Linked DNA regions of Mus musculus: region 2 is linked to region 1. A link is a loop called in an ENCODE intact Hi-C map of the cell type or tissue named here. Cell type or tissue: heart. All regions are shown on one strand. Links, peaks and the distances in the headings refer to the core of each region. The heading gives the core; the rest is flanking DNA. Region 1 has its middle 12 kb from the start of Mir29b-1. Region 2 overlaps Mkln1 (muskelin 1, intracellular mediator containing kelch motifs).

Evidence for each region. A loop is a pair of places that touch in the nucleus more often than their neighbours do. Peaks named below come from ENCODE experiments on the same cell type or tissue, not always from the same donor. Only the 100,000 strongest peaks of a DNase experiment are listed, where the experiment ranks them.
Region 2: a loop joins it to region 1, with 2.5 times the contacts of the local background. A loop is called at or near these places in 4 of 42 quality-filtered maps.

What each region holds. Positions count from the first base shown.
Region 1 is chr6:31,071,187-31,079,910 of GRCm38, forward strand. No RefSeq gene overlaps it. Among named protein-coding and RNA genes, the nearest start is that of Mir29b-1, 12 kb to the left of the region's middle. In heart, for the core only: a CTCF peak has its summit at 4,742 (motif pointing right); DNase peaks (open chromatin) are centred at 2,335, 4,495, 4,915, 7,415 and 3 weaker places; H3K27ac peaks cover 3,435 bases.
Region 2 is chr6:31,408,181-31,416,904 of GRCm38, forward strand. The region is part of intron 1 of Mkln1 (muskelin 1, intracellular mediator containing kelch motifs); the gene reads left to right. Among named protein-coding and RNA genes, the nearest start is that of Mkln1, 14 kb to the left of the region's middle. In heart, for the core only: a CTCF peak has its summit at 4,554 (motif pointing left); no DNase peak of the experiment used is centred there.

The sequences.
Region 1 (8,724 bases), core at 392-8,391:
AGAGCTAGTAAATGGGAAACACGAGAGGCCCTCCTCAGGCACTTGAAAAGGCTGCTCACAGCGCACACAGGTCTGTACCGAATGAGGCTTTCCCTTCCCACCCAGAATGTTTCTCAAAGGGCGAGCTGTCTCCTCCAGCAAAAGCCAAGGACAGGCAGGAGCCTCCTCTGCGGTTTGGACTGCGAGTCCCAGGCTCTGGACCCAGAGGCCTGCCTGGGACTAGCTCCTCTCCCAAATCCATGACCCCTGGCAAGCTACCTCCCGATGCTTTACCTCTGATGGAAGTAAGCAAGCCATTTTTCATAGTTTCCCCCCTCCAAAATGAGATGATTCTACCAAATGACACTGAGTGTGAGGGTGAGGATGGTTTCAGCTTTGAACTTTACCCGAAGAGATTTTAGCCCATGCCTGAAAAGCCATTGTGCCAAAAAGGGGAGACTTCTGAATATTCAAAACCATTAAGAATGTTGGCTTCAACTTCAGAAAGGCAAGATAGACCAACCCATGCCTGCTGGAGCCTTTGCCTTTTAGCCACCAGTGCCTAAGTCCCAAGACCTTACGGAGGCCTCTTTGTACGGTGCAATTACACAGAGCCCAGTGCTCAGTGATGCCGTGTGGTCACCAAGACCGGCTTTCTGTAACCTCTATGCAGAAACAGGCCAGGCCCAAGATAACAGAGCCTCCTTCCTTCCACTGAACCCCATTCTCCCCGACCACACTCCTTCACTTCAGTGAGTCTGGAGACTGAAGTCTACAGAACTAAGTGCCCTCAAACTTCAACTGCAGTTAACTTTGGGCGACCTGAAACCAAAGGTTGAGGAACCCGATCTGGTTCTGGATTCTAGAATTTGCCTCCCCTCCCCCCACCGTTCTCCTGTGTTGCTTTCATGCCCAGCACTGCGAGGAGGAGGGAGCGTGGAGGGAGACTAGGAAACCTCTTGGCCATTCTTACATTTTATGCACACAGGAGGCAAACAGGGAAATAAGGAGTAAGCCCCAGCCTCTGGACCACAGTTGACGTCGTGGTTTGCAACCTGGTGTATGAGGGTAGAGGAGCAGCTCAAAGCTGTGGCGGGGCCCAGCTACCCACAAACACCTAGAGCTGAAGGAGGACTGGTGTGGGCAAAGCCTTCCTTCCTCTTCAGGACACTCAGGCTCAGCAGAATTGAGCGCTCACATGGGGCATGTGGGCAGAAATGGAAAAGAACTTAACCTTCAACAGTTAAGAGAACCCCAATACTTGGAAAGCAAGAGCCCTGACGGTTTTTCCTCCCTTTCCAGAAGCCTCCAGGCGGACACCACAGTGAATTTGGTGAAACATTTACATCAGGTACTTTTTTTTATAGCTTTACTACAAGAAAGTTAGCAACACTTCCTAACGGTCAGTGTTCAGTCGTGAGGGCTTTCTGTATTGTTTTTGGACGGCTCTGATTGGCTGGTGTGACTGTGTGGCCAGTCAGAACGGCATGGTTTCTTTTGCTGCTCACGTCTCAGGCAGAGAGGGATGCTACTTTATGGCTGAGGATGTGGCATAGACTGAGACTGGCTCTGTTCACTGCTGTGCTGAGTAAGCTAAACAGCTGTAAAAAGAAACTTTCAAAAGGACACCTGTTTCTTCTTTTGCTGCAGGAATACATGATAAGCACCTGGACTTTTTAAAGCAATCCTCAGAGTGCCTATAAGTGAAATAATGCAAAAGGAAAAGAAAAAAAAACCCCAAAAAACAAATGAACCCAGGGCTGGGGAGATGGCTCAGTGGTTAAGAGCTCTTGTTCCATAAGCTCAAGGACCAGAGTTCAAACCTCCAGTGTCCCCCGCCCCCCCCCCCCGAAACATGGCTTCAGGAGTCTGCTGGCCAACTAGCCTAGTCAAGAGTGAGCTTCCAGCTAACTGACAGATCCTGTCTCAAAGCTGTAAAGTTGGTGAGCAATAGAGTGGCCTGCACACGTGTGCGCACACCCAAGCCCCCAATAGCTTGAACCTCACTTTCACATTGTTTATAGAGTATCAAATGGCTTTGTATCTCTCCCTGTGTCACATTGTTCTTCCCCTTTCTTAAACTACAAGTTCAAAAAAACCACCATTTTGAAATTTCTTCTTCTATTTCTAAGACATCTGGTAAGTGGATAATTTTGGAGTGCGGAAGTAAGACGACCGATCACGGACCATAGCTGTAATTGTGGGAAAACCTTCTGTATGCTCAGCCAGAAAATCCCCATTTCCTCTGCCACCTCTGTCACCTCAAAGATGGAGAGGACCCAGTTAGCCTGGGATGGCCTCAGCAGGGCACTGTTCCCAGGGTGGTGACTCAGCTCAGGAGGTCCACCTGCTGCCTGCTGCAGCTTTCCAGGTCGTTCTAGTCACGAGGGCAGGGGGACTGAAGGACAGCACAGAGCCAGGCCCAAGGCGGCGCCTGAAGGAAAGTCTTTGTTTTAGAAGGGGCTAGTCCTATGGCCAAGGGGGATTCACATCTATGGCCTAAGCAACGTGGGTTACAAGGCCAAAGCCACAAGGCCACAAAGAGGACACCAAGGTGACTATCACTACAGGAAATGAAGGCAGGGCCACAGGCGTGCACCTGGTTCTTAAAAATGTTGACTCTGAAGTAGCACACACTGGCTCACCCAGAAACTCTAGCACTTTGGGAAATGTGGGGAGGAGGGTTTGGAGTTCAAGGCTAGACTTAGTCACAACAGAGTAAGTAGTAAGTTAGAGGCCAGCCTGGCCTACCTGAGACCCTGTCTCAAAAAGTAGGAAAAAAAATAATCCTGGGTTTTCCTTGCCAACTTCGAAGGTGATGGTTTCTAAAGAGGTACCAGCACTTAAAGGCTGCCAGAGATCAGAGCATGCCTAAGGCCTTTCAATGGTGAGATCTAGTGACCCCAGGGCATTCTCCCTCCTTTAGACAAGCCCTCTGCCAGGAAGAAAACCTGCTGCCCACCCTGGGCTTCTCCACACCTAGTCTCTTCCAGACACATGCTGAGCTGGCAGAGAGTTTGGACCCTGAGCTCTTCTGCCTCAAAGTCTTTTTAAAAATTCTTCCATATTTCAAATGTAAACAACTTTCGCTGTCTGGTTATGACAATTCGTACCTGTTCCTTAAACACTCCGCCAACCCATTCTGACATGTTGCCTGTTCTGGGCTCACAGCATCACCCATTGATGGTGTCAAATCAACTGATCTTCCCTGGATTTTTTTTTTCCTTTCATGTCCATAGTGTGTGCCAGACATTGTGTCAAGTGCTTGGGCTACAGAGAGAGGGCAGGGTCCCTCGTGGAGGCAGGTCACAGTTAGAGGGCAGCCCCAGAAAGGTGGCATGCTTAACGAGGAGAGTGAGGCTCAGAGGAAGTAGCTGGAGGCTTTACTGTGGCCTTGGGGCTGTTTATATAAAAATGTAAGGAACCGGTTCGACGAGGAAGGGAGATGGGTGGGAAGGGCGGACTAAAGTACACATGCCATCAGCTGCAGTCTATCCGAAGCTTGGAGTCCAAAATCTTTTTACGAAGGTTAAACCTTTACCAGGTGTGAAGTGCGACAGCTGTGTGAGGGGGACAGGCTGCAGGATGGGTCTGGAGTGAGGCCCTTTATAGGAGAAAGGCATCTTTTATAGGCACCTTCTATAGGTATTTTGTTTAACTGCCACCACATTCCCTTAGCCATCAATCATAAGCTGCCTTGTGACACTCTCTTCTTTGTTGTCACTCTCCCGAATGTCTCCCTACTGTGTGCCCCAAACTCTACTGATGGGTCCTGTGGTGGAGCCACATGAGGCCTTATCCTCAGAGCAGTTCAACTGAACCCGTCCAGAACCCCCAGCAAGTGCTTCTGCTGCAGAGCGAATCAAATGCGCGCACCACCACCCAGTTGCTACTAAGCCTTCAAGTCTGGGTAGAGACCACAGGTAGGTCTCAAGAGTCACTGAAGGGGTTTGAACAAGGAGAAGTTTCAAACAGAGGAGCCTTCCAGTAGTGGGGGGAAAATAGACACCTCCTGTGCAATGCTGTGGTGAAGAGGTTTGGGAGTGCAGCTCTTCAGATAGCTTCAGCAACCCACCCCCACTCCCAGCCAGTCTCTCAGCGCCATGAGCACCCCCTAAGTTTGCTTCAAAGGAGACCTCTTCCCTTTATGCCTCCCCATAGCCAGTGAGCAATGGTCAGATGCCAGGGCGATCCTATTACATAGGGGCCCAGAGACAAAAGGCAGTCTCTACTTTCAAGTTAGCTTGTGGAGAAGAAAAACATCTGATTATAATACAGTTGTTAAATCCTCTCAAGTTTCCCCCCTCCCTATTCTCCTTCCAGCCTTTTGGCTTTCTGTTTCTTTCTTTTTCTTCCAAAAAAGGAGCTGAGGCATGCTGAGGGAAGTGAGCCAGGCCTGCTGAGAGGGAAGCCGGGGCAAGGGGAGGTGGTACCTGAGATGACTTTCAGAGGTGTGGTCATCAGCCAGGTAGGTGGGAGGGAGAGCACTGTAGGGCAGAGGGGCCTGGCAGCTCTCCCGGGAGCTGGACGAGAGCCTGTAACCCTGGGAGCCAGGAAAGAGCCCATGTGCCTGGAGCAATGTAGGAGGGGGCATGGAAAGTGACTCCCAAGTCGAAGAGGCGAGAATGCTGATTATGTATATGACAAAGCAGAAATGCTAAGTATGTAGGCTGGACCGATGTGTGTAGAGTGAGTGTGTCAGAGGTCACTGCTAAAGCATCCCTTCACAGAGCACGAAGCGAGTTACACGTTGCTTCGTGCTGGCCACCAGGTGGCGGCCTCATACAGCCAATGCTGTGGAAAACCAGAGCCATCTAAACTGGAGGGAATGGTGCTCCCACCCACTAAAGGGCAGAACTCCATCAGCTCCAATGCCAGAGAGGATATACAAGCTCACTACACAAACACTTCTCTCCTACTGAAAACCCAGCAGAATCCCTGGGCAGTCAGTGGGTCTGGGGTGAGGAGTCTGAGCAGCAGCAGCAGCAACAGCAGGGCTAGGCCTGTAGGAAATCCCCCAAAGCAGGAAACAATAGAGGCTCACAGGGAGTTCCAATGAGAGGTCACCTCCAGGAGAGGCAAGCAGGTAGAGGCTGGGTCTGACTCCACCCCTTTTGGCTCAGGGCACAACATTCAGGTGGGTGAAGCCAACTTTTCAAGCCCACCTCTATTCCTCACCACCGTCGAGAGGCTGCCTCCTATGCAATAACTTGGACCCAGGGTGGCCCCTTCTCCCCCTCCCCCCCCCTGTGATGAAGGATGCCTTCCTTCTTCATGTAGAGGAGGAGGAGAAAAAGGAAGGACTTAATACCCTACCTGGGCTCCCCAGTCCCAGCACCCCCCCCCCCCCGCCTCCCCAGCATTGTCCTCTCATGGTCTGGATCTCTTAAGAGAACATTCTAGTTATTTTGGTATCTGTCACTTGGCAACGGTCTGGAGAGGGAGAGGACAGTAACTGAACTCCAGGCCTGGGACAGGCATCCGTGACTTAGCCTTTCTAGAAAGGCCAATCAGCATGCAGGCCTTTCACACACACAACCAGATCTATGTGCACCTTGGAGGGCTTCTAGCACGTCACAGAGGGGGAACAACCAAAAAGATCATGTGTGTGTGACTCGGATGTGCTCAGAGCTTAGTCTGGAGGCAGCGGGGCTGTGAATCCCACCTGTGGGGAGAGGTGGGCAGTCAGGAGAGAGGCAGGGCTTAGAGCTTCCTGGTCCTGTTCCAGCACCACTCTCTACAGTACCACAGGCCGGGGTCGCCAGAAGGCCGGCAGGGCCAACCACTCTGCAAATAAAAAAGGGTAGTAAAACCCTAGGGTGGGAATTTATGCTTTCTGGTTACTTGCAAGAACCCTCTCACCATCGCAAGTGACTCCAGAGACTGCCCACAGGTCCCAGGGAGAGCCCACATAAATCACCTAAGAGGTTGTACTTGTACTCGAATAAAGTTTTAATTAACGCTCCTTGTTGGTTCAATCAGTGCACCCAAAGTATTGAGCAGGCCCATCATTCCCATGTCAGGGCCTCACAGCAGACAAGAGGAATGAATGGGAAGGGACCAATGGAAACAGGAGTCCTCCAGCTCAGAGGGTTTGTGGGGTAAACCACAGCTCTGCAAAAGGGCATCTGGTCACACCACAACTTGGCAGAATGGAGGGATGCTGGACGCCACGCCCACACATGTGGGTGTGTGCACTGCTTCCCCCTCACCTTAACAACGCACACTCCTTTCGTGTGTCTGAAACGGTAGATAGCACACATTCGAGTGAAGAGCACTCTCATTGGAACTAAAGGAGGGGGAGGAATCAGTTTCACAGCAGGCCTGATCGGCTAAAAATACCCCCAACTCCTCAAACTTCCCCTTGTCTGGCTGTGGCCCCAGACGCAAGCTCAGCACAGCCTCCCAGTTACAACCTGGTGCAGGGCTGCTCACCGCCCCTTCTCATTGGATACTGAAAAACTATTCTCACCTTGGACATTAGAACAAAGGCACTGTTTAAAAACTGTGGTTAAGACAAGTGCTTTAGAGCAGCACCTCAGGAAATCTCTAAAATGAAAGTCCCTACCAAATAGAGATGCTTAGCTTAACTACAAACTGGTAATGGCCGCTCTCTGGAGACCCAGCTCTCCACTCTATGCTGGCTCAGAAACCATTCGATAGTCAGTTAAGAAAGGTCCTATGCAGGGAGAGTGTTTAGAGAAGCAGGCTCTGTGAACACGCTGCTCTGACCCCCTCCCGCAGCTTCAAAAGATATTCTCTATTGCACAATCGTAACCTTGAAAGAATCTGGTCTTCCCTGCCAGCAGCAACTCTGCATCCACCTGTCCCTACAGGTAGTAAAAGATTAGATGCTCAGAGCCACAGTGTTGACACAACACTTTTGGGCTCCACAGTGCTTCCTCTTAGCTCCCACCCGAACCAGCTTCCGAGGTCTAAGTTCACTTCACGTCTTTCCGAGGGGAGGCAGTGTACTTCAAATCAGCAGAACGGGGAGTGGAAACTGCAGGTACAGCAGTAAATGGGACGCTCGTGGGGTCTGCACGCGAGGGGGCTCAGGACTGTGTGTGCCCCCACACCCCACATGAGCGCAGAGGTGTCAACCTTGTTAAGTTGGAGTGTGAAGAAAGGAGGCCCATTTAATTCTGTGCACACCACCCCCTGCAAGGGCTGCGGTCCAGCTATGTGGGATTCTCTTTTCAGAATTAACTGTCATTTGTGTGGCATCCTACCACCTTGTCTGTCTGCCATAAATACCCTTCTTTGGTCTCATCCCCTGGACTGTGTGAGCCACAGCAGAAGCAGCTTGGTCCTCTCATAGCCGGGTAGCCACTGTCACCCTCAGGAGCACCAGAGCGGGCTGGCTTTAGATACCATCATGTGCTTTCACAGTCTTTGTTTATTCCCCTTGACAAGGGACAGTCATAGGAACAGGAAGTGGCAGGCAGTGGCTTAGGGTGGGGCCCTCCAAAGAGCCTGGAAACTTCCCAGGGGCGTATCCAGAGATTCCAGAGGCTTCTGAAATGGAGGCAACCTTTGTACTGCCTTCGTTTGACCCTCTAATGCTGAACTCGCCCCTCCCTCTAGGGCAATGGTTCTCAACCTGAAGCTCTCGACCCCTTTGGGGGAGGGGATTCAGTGACCCTTTCATAGGGGTCTCCTAAGACCCTCTGTGTATCGGATATTTACATTATGATCAATAGCAGCAAAACTGCAGTTATTATGTAGCAATGAAAATAATGTTATGATTAGGGGGTCACCCCAACAGGAGGATCTGTATTAAGGGGTCACAGGATTCAGAAGGTTGGGCCACTACTCAAGGGCTTCCTCTACTGGCCCAAGAGTTGGTCTTTCTTTCTGCCTGGAGCCCTCACCCCTAACTCCCCCATGACCACATATTCCTTTTCACCCCTTAGCTCTGTTAGAGGCCCTTTCAGAGCACATCTTCCTTTCTCTTAGCAGGTTTCTTACTGGACAGTGCTCTGGGGTCACTTCAGGGACTGTCACAGGCATGTGCTCAGTGCGTGAAGGACAAGCCTATCAGCCTGCCTTGGCCTCCAACCTTCAAGCACCCAGGGGAGGGGTCTCTAACTGCGTCTTCCTCTCTCTGACTCTGTCCTCCATAACACCAGAGTGATAAATGGCAGAAGGGTCTCACCAGTGATCCAAACACATAAGGCCAATTTCAGACCAGTGTCACAATTATTGAAAATAACATTTTAACTTTGGTCCTGTGTTCTACCGTGGGGTAATACGTCATTTCTCGTGAAATTAAGAATTCCTCCTTTGACCAGTATTACCTAAATGAAAGCCAAGTTGAATATTGGGTTGAATTTTTTTTTTTAATTTATGAGCTGTCACCTGGATTCTATGTTCTTCAGCCTACCTGCTTGTGAAAACTCATGTCTAGCTCCATGTGTCCAAAGACATCTCCAGCTCTTTCCCTCTCTCCCCATCCCCCTGCCGGCCTGTGGTGAACACCACCCTGCCGTTAATAAGATCTGTTCAACTGTTTAATTACACAGCCTGTCCCAGCCAGCAGCCTCTCTAAGGCCTCTTCTGTGCCAAGCACACGGGCCGCCTACGCACATTCTCTTGCTTACTTCCTCCTTGCCCGGGTACACACACCTCCTGTCTTGTTCAGTTCTCACCGACACAACTACGGTTCTCACATTCCATGTGCGCAGCAGGCATTTTACCCCAAACCCCAGGGCTCTTTACTTCCCCCAATCTCTACAAGAAGGG
Region 2 (8,724 bases), core at 228-8,227, 340 kb after region 1:
TTTAGATGCATAAGGAAATTACTTGCCTGTCTTTTAAAGGGTTGTTGCAATAAACTAATTGAAAAAGAGGCCCACTATTTTATTAATATGCAAAAGGGAAAAGTCAAATTTTGGGGGAAAACCATTGCGTACTTACTACCCCAGCATAATATATGTACTCCTTTTGTATAGAGGAGAAGGAAATGGGAGAGTGTCATTCATTTTAGGAAAGTAGTAATGCTTTTTAGTGGAACTCAATGGGCTTGGAGAACATACTGTGGCTTGTAGTATGTCTGCTGGGCCTACAGAACAGATGACAGTGGTTTGTAAATTATTCTTTATGGGATTGAAATAGAAGATAAGTGGTGTTTGGAAAAAGTGTGGCTAGGTACATGGACAGAGTTCAGTCTTTGTCCCTGTGATAAGAATTTAATCTTCTCTAATTAGTGAGATTTCAGTGAGAGACTGAAGGCAATTGTGTTCCCCTTTGGCAGGTCCAGTCAGGATAGGAAGCTCGTGGATATGGCAGAAAGCCTCTCTGTGTGCTGGGAAGGGTAAACTAACGTCCGAGGGACCTTGAGTCTGAAATGTGCTCTGTTGCCTTCTAGCCTGATACCTCATCTTCAGGCTGTTAGTTCTCAGCCCCAACACAGTGAAGTAGCTCTGCCAACCTGTGAATATGATCTAGTTGTGACTCGTTTAATTTTACATGAACAGATTTGTAGAATGACTTTAATAGCATATTATTCAATGACTTGGTTCGGAAACATTTGTGGAGATACTGTATACAGGGGTGGGTGAGATGGATGGCTCAGTGGGTAAAAGTACCTGCTACACAAGCCCATGGCCTGTGTTTGATCCAAAGAATCCATGAAAGGAGAGGACTGGCTCTCCACAGTTGTCCTCTGACCTGCACACACAAGTTATGGCACATCATGTTTCTCCATCATGCATGCATGCATGTACATGCACATAAATACATACTAATTATAAGTAAAAAAAATGCTTTAGAAGATAACAGATAAGTCTAGCTCTTGAAATTTTACTTGAAATCTATCACAAAAGGTTTTATGGTTGGTGGACTCCCCTGTGTTAAAGTTTAGTATATGGTATTGAAAATTTAAACAGTTTTAAGATAAGAATAGTTAATATAGTTTGTAACATGCTTGTGAATACTTTGGAGTATTTCTGAGGACTAACACTGAATAATACTTTCCAATATGTGTGATAGGACTTTGGTCTTGGTCAAAGATACTGTCAGCAGAGTGTGTTTTCAGTGAGTGAGTAGCTTGGGTTTGGTGTAAATTTGCTTGGCCTCTCTCTCAGTGCAGGTTAAGTTAGTGGGCTCCACTGAGGGAGGACATCAGCTCTAGAATGAAGGAGAGGTACAGTGGGAAGTGCGGTGTGATAGGACACTGAACAAGGAGGTATTCTGGTCCAGTCCTGGTGTTGACAATTCTACATGAGTCTGTTCTCAAGGATTTTCTCTATTCTCATACAATGTGAGCGGTTTAAGAGTTGATGGACTTTTGGAAAGGGATGCCATAAAGTTGATAAACCAGAAAAAGTGTCTGTGTTTCAGGTTAGCATATACTGTTATGGGTTTCATTTTGGCTTCTGCATGCATGTGTGTCATTAGACTTTTCTTTACATTTGTTCCCCCTCACTCCCCTTTCCTGGACTCTGTCTGGTTGCTACCTTTTTTCCAGTTAGCCTTACTTCTGCATCCTTGTTATAACTCATTTCCCTCTCTGTATCATATCGTTTAAGATGTTTTAGAATACATTTTAAAAGTCAGGCATCCTATCCCAGTAACACAGTAAATTGAATGATTGCCCAGAAAAGATAGTTTGAGGATTTGATCAGGTCAGAATTTGATTCTGATTCCCTTAGTAAGGACATCTACATATAAATGAACCTTGCAGGGAGACTGGAAATAGTTTGATCTCTTAAATATGTATAAACCCTTTGTATATACTGTTGTTTAGTCTAATACAAATGAATGTGTATCTAAAAGCTGTAAACCTTTCCTAAGTCTTTTCCACTTTTAATGCTTTTTGCTTTAGGTTGAAGCAGGGCAATTCTTAGTATAGGAATATATATGAGACAACTTTTCAGTTTGAGTTTTGACCACTGAGTTTCCCAGTCTGTCACCTGCATTGGAATGCCTATTTTCTGTCGTTGGCATGCTTTCCCCAGTGGTGACTCTGTTTGCTTGTGTGGAGTATGTATGCATGGTTGTGTCCCCAGAGTGCTTTGAATCCTTATGCAGGCTCAAACATGATCAATTCCATGGTGACAATAAGCTGAGTCAATTTTTCCTTGTACTACAGTGACCTTCTATTTGCATTCCAAAATGTCCAGTCTCTATTTACACTTACCTATTTCTCTTCTTATATTTCCTAAATTAAGTTGTTTCACTCCTAAATATTTCAATATGAATGAAGGGCACACCACGTTAATTATCTGTTGCCTCAGTAACAGTCTGCCACAAATTACAGCTTAAAACAATACATTTATTAAATGATACTTAAGTATCAAGGGTTTGGGCATGATTTAGAAGGGTCTTCAGCTCCAAGTCTCTTACAGGACTTCAGTCATGTTCTGCTTCGCCAGAGCTAGCTAGGGAGAATCAGTAAGAGCTAAATCACTTTTATGTATCTAGGGCTTAGAAATGGCACTACATTGCCATTTCTTTGTATTGTTGTTTGAAATAAGTTTAGGCCATCCTACAGTAGAGATAGGTCATATGAAGGCGTGAATAACCACGAAGACTAAATCATTTGAAGCCTTCAGAATCGCTCTGCTAGAGATTAGTCTCCTTATAGGCTTCACTGAAGACTCATGTAATTTCATATAAATATATAAAATAAATGAAAAGTTTTGCCTGCCTGTATGTATGTGTACCATGCTGCTTGTCTGTGGAGGTGGGAAGAGGGTCTCTGATCCCCTAGAGCTGAAGTTATGCATGGTTGTGAGGCACTTTGTAGGGGCTTGGGAACCAACCTGGGTCCTCTCCAAGAGCCACATGTACTTTTATCTTAGCCATCTGCCAGCCCCTGTGGTTTCAGAGTTTAAGCTGTACAGCTTAGCTTCGTATCTGTCCTTTAGCCCTTTTATTCCTTCTAATTTGAGTAGCCATTTTTATTAGTTTTTGGTTGAAGCAAATAAAAGCAATTAATGTGTTTATCTGTTCCTTAAGTATAGTATGGTTTGGTCTTTATCAATTGAAGGATATCTGGATTGCTTCCAGTTTGGGATTATTAGAAGTAAGGCAATTTTGAACATTTGTATGTAGGTTTTTATTTGCATATAAAATGTTATTTCCCTTGAATCAGTGTTTAAGAGTCTAGTTTTATGTTGTTGTTGTTGTTGGGTTTTTTGTTTATTTTGTTGTTGTTGTTTTTTGGTTTGTTTTTTGGGTTTTCTAGACAGGATTTTTCAATGTAGCCTATGGCCTCAAACTTGTAGAGATCCACCTGCCTCTACCTCCCAGTGCTGGGACTAAAGGCATGTGGCACCACTGCCCGGCGAGTTTAGTTACTGAATCACACAAAAAATACTTAAGAAACTATAATATACACCTAAAATGGCTGTACCATTTTACACTCACATTAGGGTACAGGTATTCCATTTTCTCTTGTGTGTGTGTGTGTGTGTGTGTGTGTGTGTGTGTGTGTGTGTAACATGTAAGAGTTAGTTCTCTCCTAATATGTGGGTCTTGGGGATTGAATTCAGGTCATTAGCCATTGAGCCATTGTCATCTGAAGTTTCTCTGAGTTGGTAATAGCCTTTGAGCCATCACTGTGTTTTAATTTTAGCTGTTCTGATAGGCAAGTAATGATGACTGGTGGTGGATGTTTGTGATGGCTATTGGTGTTGCACATGTTTTCATATGCTTATCTGCCTCCTTGGATATGCTTAATGAGTTCTTATTCATGCCTTGCCTGTTTTCTAATTGAATTGTTTGCTTTTTTTCAAAGCCTAATCATTGTAAATACTTGTATTATTTTAGATATCATTTTTTGAACATAAAATAGGTTCTTCCAGGCTGTATCTTCTCATTTTACCTTTTAACAGAGTCCTTACCAGAACAAGATTTTAATTATTTCTGTAGCCTGATTTTTGCTTTTATAGATTAGTGAGTTTTGTGTAGGAACTTGCCTAGGATTTAGAGAAAGGATAATTGTATATTGTGGGTAGTGATATGAGAAAGTCAGTCAGTCAGTCAGTCAGTCAGTCAGTCAGTAAGAACACGTGTAGCTGCTATAGAAACAGTACAGAGGCCTCTCAAAAACCTTTATGACCCAGCAGCCCTACTCCTGGGTATATAAAAGTCATTGCATCAAAGAGATACCCACACCCCTGCTTATTGCAGCACTAGTCACAGGAACCAGAATTATAGAGTCAGCCAAGATGTCCATCAGTAGATGAATGGATTTTAAAAACTGTGTGGGAACAGACATGGCTCAGTGGTTAAGAACATTTGCTGCTCTTGCATAGGACTGGAGTTTGATTGACAGGTGGTTCACAGTCATCTAGAACTCCAGACTCAGGGCTTTTGTGCCCTCTTCTGGCCTCCAAGGCATACACACAAATGGCATTCATATATACAGGCATGCATGTATACACACAGATTTTGTTTTCAAAGATTGTGTGTGTGTGTTTATGTGTGGTGTATGTGTGTCCATGAATATATGTGTGTGACAGAGCAGGGGTTAGGAAGAATACTGTTTAACCATAACAAGGATGCAATCCTGCCGATGCATGACTGAAACTTCAGGGCATTATGTTAAGTAAAGTAAATTAAGTATAGAGAGACAAATATTGCAGAAGCTAAAGACATTAATCACATAATAGTAGATGTACAATAGCACTTAGTAGAAGCTAGGAAGGGAAAGCAGTCACAGGGTAAGATAAGCAGTACGCAGATACAATTGCTATAGTTCTCTTATGTTACAAAGTTGGGGAACTAATCCAGAGCCATTAGTTGTACATTTCACAATAACTAGAGGAAGATTTGAGTTCCCAGAATCATAGGGAGTTGATATTTGAGGGATGGGAGTTCTGAGTACTCTGGTTTGGCCATTATACATTGTATTTGCACAGAAATTTGATTTGTAATGTGGTCACATAAGTGAGTATAAATGTTATATGTTAATTAAAAAAATAGAAACCAGGGAGCTGGAGAGATGGCTCAATAGTTAGAAAGAGTGTTTGACATTCTCAGAGCCTGTAACTCCAGCTCCAGAGAATCTGACATCCTCTTTGGTCTCTGCAGACTCTTAGACATACATACAGGCAGGCAGGCAGGCAGGCATGCACGCACGCACGCACATGGGCACACACACACACACACACACACACACACACACACACACACACACACACACTCTCTCTCTCTCTCTCTCTCTCTCTCTCTTTCTCTCTCTCTCTCTCTCACACACACACACACACACTCTCACAGCATACTCTCCCTAATGAGCCCTCCCTTCCTTGGAGCTTATTTTCCTGTTTCCACTGTTGCTGGAAAGAAGTGGCAGGGACTGGGGGCCTAGGAAATAGGTTGGGCATTGAAGCCAGGAATGGAAGCCACTCTGCTGGTGGCAATGGAACTCCTGTTATTTCCTAGCTGCTGCCAGCCAGGCCACTATTGCCTCCTTGTCAAGGTTGTCCAGCACCCTGACTCTGAGCAAGAAAGGACAGCTAAACCCACAAAACCCCAAACTGCCATGCTTGGTGATCTGTAAGTTCTGTTTTACATTTGTTTGTTTGTTTTGTTTTTCCCTTCCTCTTGCTTACCCTAGCTAGAGGTTTGCCGTTTTTTTTGTTTGTTTGTTTGTTTTGTTTTTAAGGACTCAATCTCTGGCTTCATTCTTTTTCCTAGTTCTCATTTTTAGTTTGATTTCTACTGTAATTTTTGCTTTACTTTTTATTTATTGTGATATTCATGGTTACATTTCTTTTTTTGTCCTAGCTCCTTAGGGTGGAAGCTTAGGTGATTGATTTTACAATTTTCCTAATTTCCTTGTACGTATTTAACACGTCTGCTAAGTGTTATTTTTATGGTATTGCACCGTTTCCGTAAGTTTCGTTCTTTTTAAAAAAAAATTAGTCTAGTTCGATTTATTTCTGTGTTTACCCTGAGGCTTCCTTGATTTGTGTATTATATGGAACTGTGTTGTATATGCTAACTATTTTAAGATTTTTCTAACTGTCTTGTATGAATGATTCTAATTTAATCCCATTGAGGTCTGTGAGCTGTTCCTGTTACTGACACGTTTTCCTGTGGTAGTGAGTGCTCCTGTGTGAGTTGAGGAGAATGCTCTTTGCTGTTGGTGAGTGTTCTGTGTATGTCAGTTACATCCAGTTGATTGATAGTGCTTTTTAGCTCATTGGTGTTCTGAGTTTCTGCCTCCTGAATCTGTCAGTTGCTCAAAGTGAGAGGCTGGGAATCTGCAATTATAATAGTGCTTCTTGCAATTCTGACAATTTTTTCCTCAAGTATTTTGACACTTTTTTTTGTTTGGTACAGTCACATTAAGAGTTGTGTCTTCTTGAGGAATTGACACATTTCATCAATGCCCCTCTGTCCCTAATGATTTCCCCTTCTTAAGTAAGCCTGATTTGGATCTGGCTGGTCTGCCTTCTATTTAAAACATGCTGCATCTTCATCTGTTTTTTTTTCACATTCACATGTCCTTTATTTATTTATTTATTTATTTCATTTTTTTTCGATTTTTCATTAGATATTTTCTTCATTTACATTTCAAATGCTATCCCGAAAGTCCCCTATACCCTCTCCCTGCCCTGCTCCCCATGTCCTTTATTTTTATGTGGGTTTCTCATAGGTGATGTATTTGAGCAGTTGTTTTTCTCATCCATTCCAATATTCTCTTTAAGTTGGTTTATTTCAGCCATTTACTTACAAACTGATTATTGATATAATTGGATTGATATCTGCCATATGTAAAACTGTTTTCCATTTCATACACTTGTTTCTTGCATCTTTTTTTTTTCTATCTCTGATTTGAAATGAGCCTCCAGTGTGACTTTATTTTCTTTTACATATTAATTGCATTTCTCTTAAACTCTTTAGTGCTTGTGTTAATACAAGAGTATATTTTGTACACGTCTAGAGGGCTAGAGTCCACAATGGCTGGGACTGCCTGGAAGCAGGTGGCAGGGACAGGAAGCTGAAAACTCATACCTTGAACTGTAAGCTTGAAACTGGGAGAGCAACTAGAAGCAGGCAAGGCTTTTTATTCTCATAGCCGTCCTCCAGTGACACACTTCCCCCAGGAAGGCTGCACCACCTAAACTGCCTCAAATAGTGCCGTCCACTGGGGCTGGGCTGAAATGCCCGAGACGGTAGATTTAGATTTTCTCATCCAAACCATCACACTGCTTAGCCTAAAGTTTGTTAAATACGTTTATAACTAATCTAACTCTAGCTTTAAATAATAGTAAACTGCTTATGAGTGGTATTGACACTGATTTTCAGAATATATTTTATTCCTTTCTTGTTTGACTGTACCAGAGGGCCATAGATTAGGTGGTTTGTAATAGGAAATGTATTGGATTACAGTTTTAGAAGCTGAGCTATTCAAGATTCAGGAATTAACATCTGGGAAAAAGATCTTTTGTGGGAAGCATCCCATGGCAGAAGGGTAGGGAAGGAAGTGAGGGTGACAGAGAACTCTCCTTATCCTTCCTGAATGAGCTCAGTCTTGGTATGCAGGATATGTGACAAGATCAAAACAGTCAGGCGTCTACTTTACCACTGCTCATCTTGGGAAGTTCCCCGAACCAAAAATGATATTGATTCTTTGGTAGTTTCATACCTGTGTGCATTGATCTTACACACCCCAACATGCCAACATGCTCCCAACATGTTCTCTTCCCATCTTTATACCTTCTCCTTTTTAAAGAAACAAAACAAAACAACAACAACAACAACGAAACCCTTACTGAGTCCAGGTAGTAGTACCAACTAGAATATGGACTGATGTGCTTGATTCTGTGCAGATAATCAGGTAATCATCATTGCAGTGAGTTCATGGGTGTAGCAGCCATGTCATGCCCAGCAGACTGCATTTCACAGGTTTCCACCCCATCCTTCAACTTGTACATTCTTTCTACCCTTTCTTTACTGTGTTGCTGGAGCTTGGCAGAGAGGGGAATAGTTGTCCCACTTGAATACTTGACAGTCACTTTTTCTCAGTACTTTGACCTAGTTATGAATCTTTGAATTAATTGTTGCTTCCTATAGAATCAGCTTCTCTGGTCAGGGTTGAGAGCAACACTCATCTGTGGGCATAAGCCAATATCTAGAAGGCATTTTGGTATGGGTTGCCCCACCCCTCACAGCCACCCCCATGGCCTGTGACCTCCAGATCCCTGGATTTTTGACCAGGTTTACAGTGCCAGTCAGGGCTTAGAGCCAACCAGAAAGTGGTTGGTTATTCCATAATCTTCACTCCATCACTGTACTCCATCACTGTAAGAAGTGGTGGGCACTTCTTACCTAGTGCGTTAGTATTGTCATGTCCAGGATTCATTGCTGGGTCATCCCATTGATGACTTGCCTTGCCTACCTGCCTGTGTAGCACCTTTCAGCATTACGGACATTAGCTGTCTGTGAGGAAGTTTTTCAGGTCAATTCCGGTTGGATTTCTGTATGCCCTACAATCAGAATGTGTGCTGAGGAGCAGTGGATCTAGTTCTTGTGGGCATGAAGAGCAG